Regions from separate parts of the Homo sapiens genome. Here region 2 is linked to region 1. A link is an interaction called in ENCODE POLR2A ChIA-PET data of the cell type or tissue named here. Cell type or tissue: PC-9. All regions are shown on one strand. Links, peaks and the distances in the headings refer to the core of each region. The heading gives the core; the rest is flanking DNA.

Evidence for each region. ChIA-PET counts read pairs that join two places held together with the same protein. Peaks named below come from ENCODE experiments on the same cell type or tissue, not always from the same donor. Only the 100,000 strongest peaks of a DNase experiment are listed, where the experiment ranks them.
Region 2: POLR2A ChIA-PET joins it to region 1 with 11 read pairs; 10 of 35 experiments call an interaction of 5 or more read pairs at or near these places.

Annotation. Positions count from the first base shown.
Region 1 is chr9:69,177,000-69,185,490 of GRCh38, forward strand. The region is part of intron 1 of TJP2 (tight junction protein 2); the gene reads left to right. Among named protein-coding and RNA genes, the nearest start is that of TJP2, 7.0 kb to the left of the region's middle. In PC-9, for the core only: no CTCF peak of the experiment used is centred there; a DNase peak (open chromatin) is centred at 3,912; H3K4me3 peaks cover 913 bases; H3K27ac peaks cover 4,418 bases.
Region 2 is chr9:69,074,160-69,082,650 of GRCh38, forward strand. FXN (frataxin) reads left to right here. Exons shown (of 5, transcript NM_000144.5): 5 at 1-4,917. Among named protein-coding and RNA genes, the nearest start is that of FXN, 43 kb to the left of the region's middle. In PC-9, for the core only: no CTCF peak of the experiment used is centred there; a DNase peak (open chromatin) is centred at 5,212.

The DNA of each region.
Region 1 (8,491 bases), core at 1,984-6,983:
GCAATCACTGCTGAAACTTTCAACATATTCTACCAACAATATGAGCCACCAGGGAATTCCTTGCCTCATCTCTAGAACGAATCCCATTAAGCAGTTGTGGCTACAGATGAATTTATCTAGGTTGAGAGCTGATTCCCAATAACATGCCTCATTGATTTGACTCTAAGCAGTAATCAGGGGCCCAACAGTTGTTGGACCAACCAGCCTTGATTTTCCAGAGAAGGTGATTTGGTATATGGTAGTGTCTGAGGGTGAGATTGCCCCAGATGGGAGTGGAGGGAAGCAGAACAGTTTTCTCTGGTGTTTTACTGAGTTTTTGTCTTGATCCTAAATCCAAGGGTTAGGGTCAGAAACACAGACTCAGAGGTTAGATTTAACACCCATTTAGTGGGTTAAACACATCAATGGTTATGTGAACTTTGTTAAGGTTTAAAAAGCTATTTAGGGCCTGTTTCTCCCTCATAGGAATTTTTGCAATCAGCCTTTTTAGTAGATGCCCATATAGAAAGTGAATTTGGGAGGGTCTAAGGTGGTATTACTATTAAACTTTTTGAAAAGGCTGTGTGATAGCAATGGAAAAAAAAATTCAGGCATGGAAATCCAATATGCAGTATTGCAGTAGCTAGTTTTAATTTTATTTTTGTTTTTTTGGTTTTTTTTTTGGAGATGGAGTCTTGCTCTGTTGCCCAGGCTGAAGTGTGGTGGTGCGGTCTTGGCTCACTGCAACCTCTGCCTCCCGGGTTCAAGCGGTTCTCTTGCTTCAGCCTTCAAAGTAGCTGGGATTACAGAAGTGAGCCACCGTGCCCGGCCACTAGTTTTAATTTTGGATGGTACCTAGGAAAGCAGTTGAGCTAGTATGCTGCATACATTGTAGTGTGAGAGGCAGAGTTCCGAGTTGGAGAGTGTCTGCTTCCACTTTTTCCATTTGATTAGGAAAAGCACTTCTTAGAACTGGGTGACTGACAGCTAGAGCCCCAGAAGACCTGCACAAGCTGGGGCAATGGCTACCCATAACAGTGACGGCTCCATTCTGTTTTTTAAAGGGATTGGTGTCTCTATCATCCAGCTGGCCATTAAACAACCAAAGCTTCATCATCCTAGATAACCTGTGAGCTCTCAGAGGAGACAGAGTAAGGACTATCATACCCCCAAAATACCTAATCATTTAATAAAGCATTTTCTCTACCTTTTATGCTATCCCAAAACAGTGCTTTCCAAAGTCTGGTATACAGACAGACTTACAGGTGGTGCAGAGAGATACATATTCTATTTTTCAATTATGATGCATGAATATTATATGTTAGGAATAAAAACAGAAAACCAGCTACCACATCCATTTATTTCATGGCTAGATTGCTTAGAATGAGGCAAAAATAAATATTAAGTAAAGCAGTGAGTTTGCTTTAAGAAAAATTATCAACTCTGGGAATGAGTAATATGAGGCTAAGGCAAAAATGGTAAAGCTAGCCCTTGACATCTGAGGTGTGCATAATACTGCTTAAAATATGAGTGTGGTGCTTACTTATAGAGAGCCTGGTATACCTTGACCACGCCTTCAAGAAAGTCAAACACAGAATGGCCCAGAATAGCCAGGAAAGTTGAATTTGATGGACTTTCTGTCTTAAGCGTGTGCATCCTGCTCTTATCCACTCAGATCTCTTAGATGTGGTTGCAGACAGTGTATTTGTAGAGCTAGCTGTTTGTTTTAACGTCTGGCCCAATTCTCATTCCTTTCTCTGCTTCCACAAGCCATTCTGCAGTTTTTAAAGGTCTGTTGGTATGATATTTTTGATATGATAGAGTGATAGGGGAGGAAGTATTTTGACACTGATGAAGGACATCACTGTATTATCAAGTGACTCTTGCTCATGATTCATTGCCGAAGAATGTGGACAGCCAAACAGCCTCACCTGTAAATGCATTTAATTTCTCAAAGTCTTTCAGAAGAATGCCAACTGGATGAGTTTTTTTTTCTTATTTTTTTTTTAATATGAAGCTTGTATTGGTCTGTAAAATAGGCTTTAACAAGGATTTTCGTAGGAACAGGAAGCCTTGAGGTAGAAAACAAGTATCCCTGCTTTGACCTAGAGAGATGCATGCTCATGGCAGGCGAATGAATCAAGGAGAAGAGAAAATACTGTTTCAGTAGACTCTCTAGTGATGTGTGTGTTCACACCATTTATGAGAAATCCTAAGCTTTCAATTAGTAACTTGTACTTTAGTCATTTAAAATCAGCACAGATGTTTGTTTAGTGCCTCTGCCAGATGGTTAAAGTTAAATCAGGTTTTTTAACCTGAAAAACGTAATGTAGCTTTCCTTAACCATTTACACACCATTGTATATTGCAGACCATAGTCAGATACATTTTGTTATAATGAATGTTTATTTTACCTTTTAGCTCAATTAGAATATCAGTGGTTATGGTTTCTATTTTGTTTTCCTACAGTTACTGTATGGGGGTGCAGTAACAGCGGTGGTGGTGAAAGTAAGTTACTTTTTTCTTTTTCTTTCTTTTTTTTTTTTTTTGAGACGGAGTCTCCCTCTGTCGCCCAGGCTGGAATGCAGTGGTGCGATCTCGGCTCACTGCAAGCTCCACCTCCCGGGTTCACGCCATTCAGCCTCCCCAGTAGCTGGGACTACAGGCGCCCGCCACCACGCCCGGCTAATTTTTTGTATTTTTAGTAGAGACGGGGTTTCACCATGTTAGCCAGGATGGTCTTGATCTCCTGACCTCGTGATCCACCCGCCTCGGCCTCCCAAAGTGCTGGGATTAGAGGTGTGAGCCACCGCGCCCGGCTGAAAGTGAATCTCTTAATGGATCTTCCATGAATCAAATATTTGTGTTTTAGTAAGTTAGGCTGACCAAAAGATTTCGAATCATACCTTTAATCATGGCAAGGATCTTATGTCACATTCTTGAGTACACATGTTCACTAAATTTTACCTATATGTGTATGTGAACATGGACTTCAGAATTAATTAGTGTGGTAATTATTATTTCTATTGTAGACTTTAATCAGCCATATTAAATATATGCATTATGTTCACAGAGAAAACATGGTATCATCTTTGGAAACTTTACAGTATGCTCTATATTATAGATACCCTATATAACTATGGTACTAAACACACGAGTTAGTGACAAGTCAGGCATTTGGAGGGAATGTTTGTAACCCATTGTGGGAGAGAGTTATTAGAATAGTTATTCTTACTGGTAGGTAACAGTTATGGCTGTAATGAATAGAATGTGACTAAAATCCAGTTATGCCTTTGCCATCGTATTAAAAGCTTTGGTGGAGACGTGAGAACATTGCAGATACTTTGGATTTTGTCACTTGAGTTGAAGGTAAACAGAGAAAACAGTACTTTCTAGTCATCAGTAGGAATTAACTCTTCCAGGACATGTAGCTTCAAGGACCTTCTAGGTTCTTCTGAGGGGGAAATAATGTTCCACTTGGGGCCATTTTTTTCCATTTGTTGAGAGTCATTTGTTTTCAGAGTATTAAAGGAAGTGTTCCGAGTTCTAGGTTGTGTTTCTTTGATGCCTACTAAAGCTGAGCACACCTGAGACCCTGGGTGGAGCTCTACAATGGGAATAGGAGTAAGTAATGTAGGCTTCGAGAGACAATCATTCTGCTCTCAGTCCTTGGAAGACTGTTCCTAGGTATATATGGCAAAGCAGATGAAATTATTTGAGGGAATTAATTAGCAAAACTAAACATTTCTGTTTTTGAAAGGAATGAATCATTTGGAAGGAACTTCCTGGTGAGCTCAGTTTTAGCAGCCTGGTTTCTGCGTTACCCTTCTGCAGTCTGGCTGAATCAATTGTGTTCTTGCCTGTGATTGGTGAGGATGCACATGCTAGTATTTATTCTAGCCCTTATCACTTCCCATCAGCCCTGAGCCCCTCCCTGGTCTGAGTCATCTTGGTAACCCCAGAAGCTAACAGAGCACCAACACATCCACTAAACGTTGGACTGACTTGATTTGGGGCAGGCTTGTTGTATAAGCTAGTAGGAATAAGAGACTAATTGAGAAATTAGGACAGTGGATTCCTGACATTTATATAGTGAGTAGATGATCGTTTGTTAGAATTGCGAATTTCATCCAGAGAATTTTGTCCAAAAAAAATTATAGAATTTCATCTAGACCATTTTTGTAATGGCATGGAAGCAGCATTAGCTGCACCACTGATTAGCTGGGTGGCTTTTGCTGTCTTGTGACTCTAGTTTGCAATTTCTTTTTTTTTTTTTTTTTTTTTTTTTTGAGGTGGAGTCTAGCCCTATCGCTGAGGCTGGAGTGCAATGGCCCGATCTCAGCTCACTGCAACGTCTGCCTCCTAGGTTCAAGCGATTCTCCTGCCTCAGCCTCCCAAGTAGCTGGGATTACAGGCACACGCCACCACACCCTGCTAATTTTTTGTATCTTTGGTAGAGACGGGGCTTCACCATGTTGGCCAGGCTGGTCTCGAACTCCTGAGCTCGTGATCCGCCTGCCTTGGCCTCCCGAAGTGCTGGGATTATAGGCATGAGCCACCTCGCCTGGCCTAGTTCTCAGTTTCTTTATCAGAAAATGAGTAGTTACAGTTGATCATCTCAAAGTCTTTTGTGCTTAAGATTCTGAAGGTTTTGAAGTTTGAGTATAAAGCCTAGAGAACATTCTAAATTATTTCCATTGGTTCTTCTCATCTTAAAATGTTTTTGTGCTCCTTAAACTACGTTTGTGTTTGCTTGCTTGCTTTCTTTTTTTTTTAGAGATCCAGTGGATTATCTCTGAAAAGCATTTTTTAAAAAGACAGAGTCCAAGAGTGGCTGGTAGTTGTTTTGCTCATAAAGTGATGGAAAGATCTATTATTCAGTTGCAGCTTAAATTATGTACCAGCACCACGTGTGCTGGATTCTCTTCCTTACTTTGCAGCTTAAGCCAGCAACTGCAACCATCTTGCAGAGCTTCTTGAGAATCCTTCTTCCTCTTCCTCTTCCTCTCCACCCCCATGGACTTCTCCCCGGGCCTCATTGCCTGTGACATACGCTTGGAAGGAGGGGCAGGCCTGCAGCTGGGAGCCCTTTCTGATTTGTTCTTCACAAATGTGTTGAAGATGAGCCTACTGGTCACTGCTGCAAAAAACCACATTGTTCACTGGTGTAAAATCACTGCTGTCATCTGAGTTTCAGCATAACTTCAGGCATGTTGGAGTTTTTCAACGTCACCTCAGGCAGAGCACTTTGCCTTCCTTGGGCTGGTCTGTTTAGTGTCTGGGTGAGTTTTAAGAGAGGAGAGACATTGTGGCATCTTAGACACTCACTGAAATTTTCCAGAAATGGAGCTGGAAACATTTGTGCGTTTCCTTCTGGTGTTATTGTTAAAGCCTAAAAACAAGGGCAAGTGGCAACACATTGAAATGAAGAAGCCCCAAGTTTGCAACACATTGAAAGGAAGAGGCCCCAAGTTCGTTTTGAGCCTAAATTGAATTTTAATCAAAGGTCTGAGAGAAATATTTAGTCTACTTATACTATTTAAGTGCACAGTTTGGCAGATGACTTTGGGCAGTGAAGGATCTGGAAGAGGCAGGAAAGGTAGACTCAATCTGCCAGACTTAGAGCTAAAAAAATTTGCCTGGTATGTTTCCATGAAGAAAATTTTCCTGTAGAAGCAGTGGCACGACCTCTGTTACAAGTCTGCTTATTGATAATGAAGCTTTTTCTGTGTTATCAATTTCGTTGAATTTATATGTATGTATATACATATACACACACACAAATCTCAAGTAGAGAGCTTGATGAATTTCTTTTTTTTTTTTTTTTTGAGATGGAGTTTCACTCTTGTTGCCCAGGCTGAAGTGCAGTGGTGCCATCTCGGCTCACCACAACCTGTGCCCTCCAGGTTCAAGCAATTCTCCGGCCTCAGCCTCCCGAGTAGTTGGGACTACAGGTGCGCACCACCATGCCCGGCTAATTTTGTATTTTTTTTTTTTTTAGTAGAGACAAGGTTTCTTCATGTTGGTCAGGCTGATCTCGAACTCCTGATCTCGGGTGATCCACCTGCCTCAGCCTCCCAAAGTGCTGGAATTACAGGCGTGAGCCATTGTGCCTGGCCAGGGAATTTTATTTATTGTGGTAAAGTACACATAACATTAAGTGTACCATTTTAACCATTTTAAAGTATAAAATTCAATGGCATTTAATACACTCACAGTATTTTGTAAACACCATCACTCTCTAGTTCCAGAGGTAGGTGAATTTTTACATGAATGTATTCACCTGCATGATTACCACCTAGATTAAAAACTAGAATTTTCCATCACTCTGGAAGGTTCTCTCTTGCCACTTTTCCAATGATTACCACACCTACCTAAAAGAGAACTTCTCTTCTGACTTCTCTCACCGTGGAACACTTTTGCTTGAACTTGGGAGAGGACCCATATATAAATAAAATCAACATTTTATGTCTGTCATCTTTCACTCAACCTAACCTCTGTGAAATTCATCCGTATTTGTTGCGTGAGATTCAGTAGTTCTTTTTTGCCACTGAGTCGTATTCCATTTATATGCATCTGTCACATTTGGCTTATCTCTTCTGTTGATAGGTATTTGGGTTATTTTCAGTGTTTTTGCTATTATGAATAAAGCTGCCATGAAAAGCACCTACACATTGCCTTGTGGACATGTACACCCATTTCTCTTGTGTGAATTCCTAGGACCATAGGTTAGGGATTTTTTAAAAAACTTATTTTAGATTAAAAAAAATATTTTTTGAGACAGTCTCACTCTGTCACCCAGGCTGGAGTGCAGTGGCATGATCTCAGCTCATTGCGACCTGTGCCTCCCAGGTTCAAGTGATTCTCCTGCTTCAGCCTCCCAAGTAGCTGGGATTACAGGCATGCGCCACTACACCTAGCTAATTTTTGTATTTTTAGTAGAGACAGGTTTCTCTTCAACTCCTGAGTTCAAGCAGTCTGCCCACCTTGGCCTCCCAAAATGCTGGGATTATAAATGCGAGCCACCACGCCCAGCCAGGTTACAGATGTTTAACTTTGATTCTTTACCTCTGAAGTCAAATAAACCTGGGTGTGAATTCTTTTGTCCTGCCACTTGCTTGCTTGACTTTGAGCAATTTACCTTTTTCTCATGTTCAGTTTTCTCAGTTGTAAAATAGGCCTACCCTATCAGTCATGGTTCAGTCAAGAAGACATGTCATTCTAGCTATTTCAAGGAGAAGGGGATTCAATACAGAGTATTAGTTGCCTTCAGGACAAAGAAAAGGCGAGATGCGCAAAAAATGGAAGCCCACCGCTGGCTTTCTGATTTGCCGCAAAAAAAGTTAGAAAGCTGCTGCCACCCAGAGAAGACTCAGAAGGTCTTGCTTGACCTTCCACCTTCTCAGCATCTCCAGCCTTGAGGCTGGTGAAAGGGCAGGGAATCTGGACATGCTGTAAAGCTCATGTCTGAGGAATCCAACTTTTGCCTGCTACTGCTGCTGTCTGTAGGAAGAAGAAAAACAAATGGCTTCTGCTTTCCTTCATCCTTCCAAATCTCAAACACGTGTACCTCGCTGGTAGAACCCTGTTGGCAAGAGAGATGGGGGATCTCTGGTAGAAACAGAAACTCAGTGCCAGCAAAGAAGAAATGGCATAGATGCCACCTGGGGTTGCTTTGAGGTGCTCAGTAAATGGCAGTGGTTATAATTTATTATTTTCATCATTCCTCAAGAACTGCTGCTGCAGTTCAGACTGATTTCTCTCTCTCTCTCTTCTTTTTTTTTTTTTTTTTTGAGACGGGCTTGCTCTGTCACCCAGGCTGGAGTGCAGTGGTGCCGTCACAGCTCACTGCAGCCTCGACTTCCCTGGCTCAAGTGATCCTCTCACCTCAGCCTCCGATTAGCTGTAACCACGGGCATGCGCCACCATACCTGGCTAATTTTTAAATATTTTGTAGAGATGAGGTCTGTCTATGTTGCCCAGGTGGGCCTTGAACTCCTGGGCTCAGGCGATCCTCCTACCTCGGCCTCCCGAAGTGCTAGGATTATAGGCGTGAGTCACCACGCTTGGGCAGCAGACTGATTTCTTTTTTTTTTTTTTTTGAGACAGAGTCTTGCTGTGTTGCCCAGGCTGGAATGCAGTGGTGCAATCTCAGCTTACTGCGACCTCTGCCTCCCGGATTCAAGCAATTCTCCTGCCTCAGCCTCCCGAGTAGCTGGGATTACAGGTGGGTGCCACCACACCCGGCTAATTTTTGTATTTTTAGTAGAGGCAGGGTTTCACCATGTTGGCCAGGCTGGTCTCGAACTCCTGACCTCAGGTGATCTGCCTGCCTTGGCCTCCCAAAGTGCTGGGATTATAGGCGTGAGCCACCGTGTCCGACCCAGACTGATTTCTGTAACGGATGTTCATTCTTTTCACTTTATAGTCACATGGATGCCACTGTAAGAGCTCCGTGTCACATAAGGTGTTGTTTTTCTGGAAGGGCCTTCCAGATTCTGTATCTATTGCTC
Region 2 (8,491 bases), core at 2,331-7,330, 100 kb before region 1:
GGTGACTGAGCAAAACTCTGTCTCAAAATAATAATAACAATATAATAATAATAATAGCCATCCTTTATTGTACCCTTACTGGGTTAATCGTATTATACCACATTACCTCATTTTAATTTTTACTGACCTGCACTTTATACAAAGCAACAAGCCTCCAGGACATTAAAATTCATGCAAAGTTATGCTCATGTTATATTATTTTCTTACTTAAAGAAGGATTTATTAGTGGCTGGGCATGGTGGCGTGCACCTGTAATCCCAGGTACTCAGGAGGCTGAGACGGGAGAATTGCTTGACCCCAGGCGGAGGAGGTTACAGTGAGTCGAGATCGTACCTGAGCGACAGAGCGAGACTCCGTCTCAAAAAAAAAAAAAAGGAGGGTTTATTAATGAGAAGTTTGTATTAATATGTAGCAAAGGCTTTTCCAATGGGTGAATAAAAACACATTCCATTAAGTCAAGCTGGGAGCAGTGGCATATACCTATAGTCCCAGCTGCACAGGAGGCTGAGACAGGAGGATTGCTTGAAGCCAGGAATTGGAGATCAGCCTGGGCAACACAGCAAGATCCTATCTCTTAAAAAAAGAAAAAAAAACCTATTAATAATAAAACAGTATAAACAAAAGCTAAATAGGTAAAATATTTTTTCTGAAATAAAATTATTTTTTGAGTCTGATGGAAATGTTTAAGTGCAGTAGGCCAGTGCCAGTGAGAAAATAAATAACATCATACATGTTTGTATGTGTTTGCATCTTGCTTCTACTGAAAGTTTCAGTGCACCCCACTTACTTAGAACTCGGTGACATGATGTACTCCTTTATCTGGGACACAGCACAAAAGAGGTATGCAGTGGGGCTGCTCTGACATGAAAGTGGAAGTTAAGGAATCTGGGCTCTTATGGGGTCCTTGTGGGCCAGCCCTTCAGGCCTATTTTACTTTCATTTTACATATAGCTCTAATTGGTTTGATTATCTCGTTCCCAAGGCAGTGGGAGATCCCCATTTAAGGAAAGAAAAGGGGCCTGGCACAGTGGCTCATGCCTGTAATCCCAGCACTTTGGGAGGCTGAGGCAAGTGTATCACCTGAGGTCAGGAGTTCAAGACCAGCCTGGCCAACATGGCAAAATCCCGTCTCTACTAAAAATATTAAAAAATTGGCTGGGCGTGGTGGTTCGTGCCTATAATTTCAGCTACTCAGGAGGCTGAGGCAGGAGAATCGCTGTAACCTGGGGGGTGGAGGTTGCAGTGAGACGAGATCATGCCACTTCACTCCAGCCTGGCCAACAGAGCCATACTCCGTCTCAAATAAATAAATAAATAAATAAAGGGACTTCAAACACATGAACAGCAGCCAGGGGAAGAATCAAAATCATATTCTGTCAAGCAAACTGGAAAAGTACCACTGTGTGTACCAATAGCCTCCCCACCACAGACCCTGGGAGCATCGCCTCATTTATGGTGTGGTCCAGTCATCCATGTGAAGGATGAGTTTCCAGGAAAAGGTTATTAAATATTCACTGTAACATACTGGAGGAGGTGAGGAATTGCATAATACAATCTTAGAAAACTTTTTTTTCCCCTTTCTATTTTTTGAGACAGGATCTCACTTTGGCACTCAGGCTGGAGGACAGTGGTACAATCAAAGCTCATGGCAGCCTCGACCTCCCTGGGCTTGGGCAATCCTCCCACAGGTGTGCACCTCCATAGCTGGCTAATTTGTGTATTTTTTGTAGAGATGGGGTTTCACCATGTTGCCCAGGCTGGTCTCTAACACTTAGGCTCAAGTGATCCACCTGCCTCGTCCTCCCAAGATGCTGGGATTACAGGTGTGTGCCACAGGTGTTCATCAGAAAGCTTTTTCTATTATTTTTACCTTCTTGAGTGGGTAGAACCTCAGCCACATAGAAAATAAAATGTTCTGGCATGACTTATTTAGCTCTCTGGAATTACAAAGAAGGAATGAGGTGTGTAAAAGAGAACCTGGGTTTTTGAATCACAAATTTAGAATTTAATCGAAACTCTGCCTCTTACTTGTTTGTAGACACTGACAGTGGCCTCATGTTTTTTTTTTTTTTAATCTATAAAATGGAGATATCTAACATGTTGAGCCTGGGCCCACAGGCAAAGCACAATCCTGATGTGAGAAGTACTCAGTTCATGACAACTGTTGTTCTCACATGCATAGCATAATTTCATATTCACATTGGAGGACTTCTCCCAAAATATGGATGACGTTCCCTACTCAACCTTGAACTTAATCAAAATACTCAGTTTACTTAACTTCGTATTAGATTCTGATTCCCTGGAACCATTTATCGTGTGCCTTACCATGCTTATATTTTACTTGATCTTTTGCATACCTTCTAAAACTATTTTAGCCAATTTAAAATTTGACAGTTTGCATTAAATTATAGGTTTACAATATGCTTTATCCAGCTATACCTGCCCCAAATTCTGACAGATGCTTTTGCCACCTCTAAAGGAAGACCCATGTTCATAGTGATGGAGTTTGTGTGGACTAACCATGCAAGGTTGCCAAGGAAAAATCGCTTTACGCTTCCAAGGTACACACTAAGATGAAAGTAATTTTAGTCCGTGTCCAGTTGGATTCTTGGCACATAGTTATCTTCTGCTAGAACAAACTAAAACAGCTACATGCCAGCAAGGGAGAAAGGGGAAGGAGGGGCAAAGTTTTGAAATTTCATGTAAATTTATGCTGTTCAAAACGACGAGTTCATGACTTTGTGTATAGAGTAAGAAATGCCTTTTCTTTTTTGAGACAGAGTCTTGCTCTGTCACCCAGGCTGGAGTGCAGTGGCACGATCTGGGCTCACTACAACCTCCGCCTCCTGGGTTCAAGCAATTCTCTGCCTCAGCCTCCCGAGTAGCTGGGATTACAGGTGCCTGCCACCACACCCGGCTAATTTTTGTATTTTTAGTAGAGACGGGGTTTCACCATCATGGCCAGGCTGGTCTTGAACTCCTGACCTAGTAATCCACCTGCCTCCGCCTCCCAAAGTGCTGGGATTACAGGCGTGAGCCACTGCACCCAGCCAGAAATGCCTTCTAATCTTTGGTTTATCTTAATTAGCCAGGACACTTGGAGTGCATCCCGAAGTACCTGATCAGTGGCCCCTTTGGAATGTGTAAAACTCAGCTCACTTATATCCCTGCATCCGCTACAGAGACAGAATCCAAGCTCATATGTTCCATCTTCTCTGGCTGTATAGTTTAAGGAATGGAAGGCACCAGAACAGATTTATTGAAATGTTTATTAGCTGAAGATTTATTTAGACAGTTGAGGAAAACATCAGCACCCAGCAGTAAAATTGGCTCTCAAAGATTTTCTTCTCCTGTGGAAAGTCAGACCTCTGAGGCCCCATCCAGGTAGAAGTACTAGTGCAAGAAGGGCCTCTGCTGTCCACTTGTGTTTCTGTGATCTGTGGGAACATTGTTAACGCCACATCTTGACCTCAAATTGTTTAGCTCCTGGCCAGACACGGTGGCTCACACCTGTAATCCCAGCACTTTGAGAGGCTGAGGCAGGTGGATCACCTGAGGTTAGGAGTTCGAGGCCAGCCTGGTCAACATGGTAAAACCCCGCCTCTACTAAAAATACAAAAATTAGCTGGCCGTAGTGGCGCACGCCTGTTATCCCAGCTACTCGGGAGGCTGAGGCAGGAGAATTGCTTGAACCTGGGTGGTGGAGGTTGCAGTGAGCCGAGATTACACCACTGCACTCCAGCCTGGGTGACAAGAGGGAAACTCCATTAAAAAAATGTAATTCCCGTGTCTGCCATCTTAAGTGTAAAGGTGGCTAAATTATATAGAAAAATAAGACAATATCATTTCCCAATTACATTCCTTTCCTACCGCACTCTATGATGCTAGCTGAGATTTTTCCAAAAGAAAATGGCTTAAATAAAACCCTAAGAGAAAGAAAAACTTTAAATCCCTCCAAAGCTCAAAAGTAATAGAAACAGATGAGTTTGGAGTCAGGATTTCTCTGTAAGATTGCCTAGGCTGTGTACTGCACATCTCCAGGTGCCACTGTTGACAGAGATTATAACTACAATGTGAAGTGAATGGTGCCACTGACAGTTATGCAAACCGTCCAGAGCATAGCCACCTGATCCTGCTGGGATTCCTCTTGCCAGTCCATCAGCAGTTCCCCTTGAAAGTTTCACCAAACATCCCTTAAATCTGCCCTCTCCTGCCCGTCCCCAGTGGAGGTCCTCATCATTTTTCACCTGCATTTTTGCAGGAGCTTTCTTATATCCACCTTCCTCCTTTTCTCTCAGCCCATCATCTAGCTACACAGTCTCCAGGGTAAGCTTTCAGAAAGGCAATCTCTTGTCTGTAAAACCTAAGCAGGACCAAGGCCAAGTTTCTTAGCCTGAAAAATGTGCTTTTCTGACTGAACTGTTCAGGCACTGACTCTACATATAATTATGCTTTTCTACCCCCTCACACTCAACACTTTGACTCCAGCAATCCCAAATCCCCAGATCCCTAAGTGTGCTGTGCTATTTTCACGTGGCTCTCAGACTTGGCCAGTGCTGTTTCCATTTTGGTCTTTATTCCCCACATCTCTGCCTGGGGGGTAGATTCTACCCTGAAAAATGTTCTTGGCACAGCCTTGCAAACTCCTCCTCCACTCAGCCTCTGCCTGGATGCCCTTGATTGTTCCATGTCCTCAGCATACCATGTTTGTCTTTCCCAGCACTGACCTACCATGTGTCACCCCTGCTTGGCTGTACCTTCCATGAGGCTAGGACTATGTGTCTCCTTTGTTGACTGCTGTTGCCCTAGCATCTTGCACAGTTCCTTGCACACAATTAGAGCTCTATAAATGTCAAATAAATGTGTTATAATTATATGTTTAAGATAGTTGTTCAAATAAACTCTAAATAACCCCAACTCCAAGAGTGTTAGCAAGAAATATAAATTTTACAGAAGAATGGTTGGAGGTGGGGAGGGTGTCCACGGAGTGAGTTACCTCACACAGGCACGGAAAAACTTGAACCTCCTAAGGACATTTTTAAGCTCTCTTTCCCATTTTCTCTCCTGGATTCCCATTGCCTGGTCTCATTTCTCTCTTCTCCACCACACCACTTCCTCAAAAATTCCTTTAGGGTTTGTTCTTAAGCTTAGATAGGTTTCCCATTCTGAAATACAAAGGCCTGATAATTAGCCAACTTACCTTGTTGGGGATGTGGAAGGCAAGACTCTCAGACTCCATGACTCAGGTATATTGCAACAATTAGGCTGAAAGTTCCTTGAGAGTAAGTGTCCAAATCTTTTCATGTTTGGTTCCCAGGGCTCACTACAGTTGTTGGTATATCATAGGCACTCTAATATCTTCTTAAAGAATCAATATCATTAAAATGGCCATAACTGCCCATAGCAATTTACAGATTCAATGCTATTTCTATCAAACTATCAAGGTCATTTTTGTTTTATTTTTTTTCTTTGAGATAGAATCTCGCTATTGTCACCCAGGCTGGAGTGCAGTGGCGCGATCTCGACTCACTGCAACCTCCGCCTCCCGGGTTCAAGTAATTCTCCTGCCTCAGCCTCCCGAGTAGCTGGGATTACACGTGCCTGCCACCACACCTGGCTAATTTTTGTATTTTTAGTAGAGACAAGGCTTCAACATGTTGGCCAGGCTGGTCTTGAACTCCTGACCTCAGGTGATCCACCTGCCTTGGCCTCCCAAAGTGCAGGGATTACAGCATGAGCCACTGTGCCCGGCCCATGGTAATTTTTCACAGAATCAGAAGAAACTATTCTAAAATTCATATAGCGGCCAGGCGAGGTGGCTCACGCCTGTAATCCCAGCACTTTGGGAGACAGAGGCAGGAGGATCATCTGAGGTCAGGAGTTCGAGACCAGCCTGTCCAACATGGTGAAACCCTGTCTCTACTAAAAATACAAAAATTTGCCAGTCGTGATGGCGGGCACCTGTAGTCCCAGCTACTCGAGAGGCTGAGGCAGGAGAATTGCTTGAACCCGGGAGGTGGAGGTTGCAGTGAGCCGAGATCACGCCACTGCACTCCAGCCTGGGCAACAGAGTGAGACTCCATCTCAAAAAAATAAATAAAATAAAATAAAATAAAATTCATATAGAACCAAAAAAGAGCCCAAATAGCCAAAGTAATCCTGAGCAAAAAGAACAAAGCTGGAAGCATCACATTACCCAACTTCAAACTCTACTACAAGGCTATAGCAACTAAAACAGCATGGCACTGCTACAAAAACAGACAGGTAGACTAACGGAACAGAATAGACAACTCAGAAATAAAGCCACACACCTACAGCCATCTGAACTTGGACAAACTCAACAATATTAAGTAATGGGGAAAGGACTCCCTATTCAAAAAGTAGTGCTGGGATAACTGGCTATCCATATACAGAAGAATGAAACTAGACTGCTACCTATCCCCATATACAAAAATTAAATCAAGATGGATTAAAGACTTAAATGTAAGATCTCAAACTAAAAAATCCTAGAAGAGCCAGGCGCGGTGGCTCATGCCTGTAATCCCAGCACTCTGGGAGGCTGAGGCGGATGGATCACCTGAGGATAGGAGTTCGAGGCCAGGCTGGCCAACATGGTGAAACCCTGTCTCTACTAAAAATACAAAAATTAGCTGGGCATGGTAGTGTGTGCCTGTAATCTCAGCTACTCGGGAGGCTGAGACAGGAGAATCGCTTGAGCCTGGGAGGCAGAGTGAGCCCAGATCGCACCATTACACTCCAGCCTGGGTGACAGGAGCAAGATTCCATCTCAAAAAAAGAAAAAGAAAAAAAAAATCCTAGAAGAAAACCTAGTAAATGCCCTTCTTATATCAGCCTTGACAAAGAAGTTATGACTAAATCCTAGAAAGCAATTGCAACAAAAACAAAAATTTACAAGTGGGATCTAATTAAACTAAAGAGATTCTGCACAGCAAGAGAAGCTATCAAGGGAGTAAACAGACAGCCTACAGAATGGGAGAAAATATTCACAAATTATGCATCTGACAAAGGTCTAATATCCAGAATCTATAAGGAACTTAAATCAACAAGCAAAAACCAAATAACCCCATTAAAAAGTAGGCAAAGGACACGAACAGACATGTCTCAAAAGAAGAAATACAAGTGACCAACGAACATGAAAAAATCCTCATCATCACTAATCATGAGAGAAATGCAAATCAAAAGCACAGTGAGATATCATTTCATACCAGCAAGAATGACTATTAAAAAAGTCAAAAAATAACAGATGTTGCAAGACTGCAGAGAAAAGAGAACGTTTATACACTGTTGGTAGGAATGTAAATACATTCAACCACTGTGGAGAACAGTTTGGAGATTTCTCAAAGAACTGAATTGAACTACCAGTCGACCCAGCAATGCCATTATTGAGTATATGCCCAAAGGAAAATAAATTGTTCTATCAAAAAGACAAATACACCCATGTGTTCATCACAGCACTATTCACAATGGCAAAGACATGAAACCAAACCAGGTGCTCATCAATGGTGGATTAGATTGTGTACATATATACCACCATATGGTACATATACACTGTGGAATACTATGCTGCCATAAAAAAGAATGTAATCATGTATTTTGCAGCAATATGGATGTAGCTAGAGGCCATTATTCTAAACAAACTAACACAGAAACAGAAACCAAATAATGCATGTTCTGACTTAAAAGTGGGAGCTAAACACTGAATACACATGGGCATAAAGATGGGAACAATAGACAGTGGGGGCTATTAGAGAGGCAAGGGCTGAAAAACTACCTATTCGGTGCCCTGCTCACTATCTGGGTGACAGAGTCATTAGCACTCCAAAGCTCAGCATCACACAGTATACCTTTGTAACAAACCTGCACATGTACCCCCTGATTCTAAAATAAAAGTCGAAGGAAAACAACAAAAACAAAAAGAAATAACTCCTGAGTTGGGGTCTCCATCTCTTAGTTCAGCCTATTGGCAGTCCCCTTTTTCAAGTTCTAAGGAGCCTGTACTAGACTACTCTTCATTTAGTCCCATAATAATCCCTCTTTCAATTATTTTGCCTTCAAACCTATAGGGAAGGGATTGGAAATGAAGTTTCAGTCATTCCCTAAGTAAAATGTATATACATATTTTAATTGAAACAGGATTTCACTCTGTTGCCCAGGCTGGAGTGCAGTGGTGTGGTCATGGCTCACTGCAGCCTCAACCTCCTGGGCTCAAGCAATGCTTCCATCTCATCCTCCCAAGTAGCTGGGACTACAGGCTCGTAAATTTTTTAGAGAACAAAAACACAGTCTTTAGATTTAAACATGTGAAAGCAGAAATTTTAAAAATACAATGAAAGAGTTGGAAGACAGAGTTGAAATTGTTCAGAAATTACAGTAAAAATACTAAGAGATAGGAAATAGTCAACTTCCAAATGAGAAGAATCACGAAAGAGAGAACAGAAAAGATAGAAAAAAAATTATCAAAGAAATAATT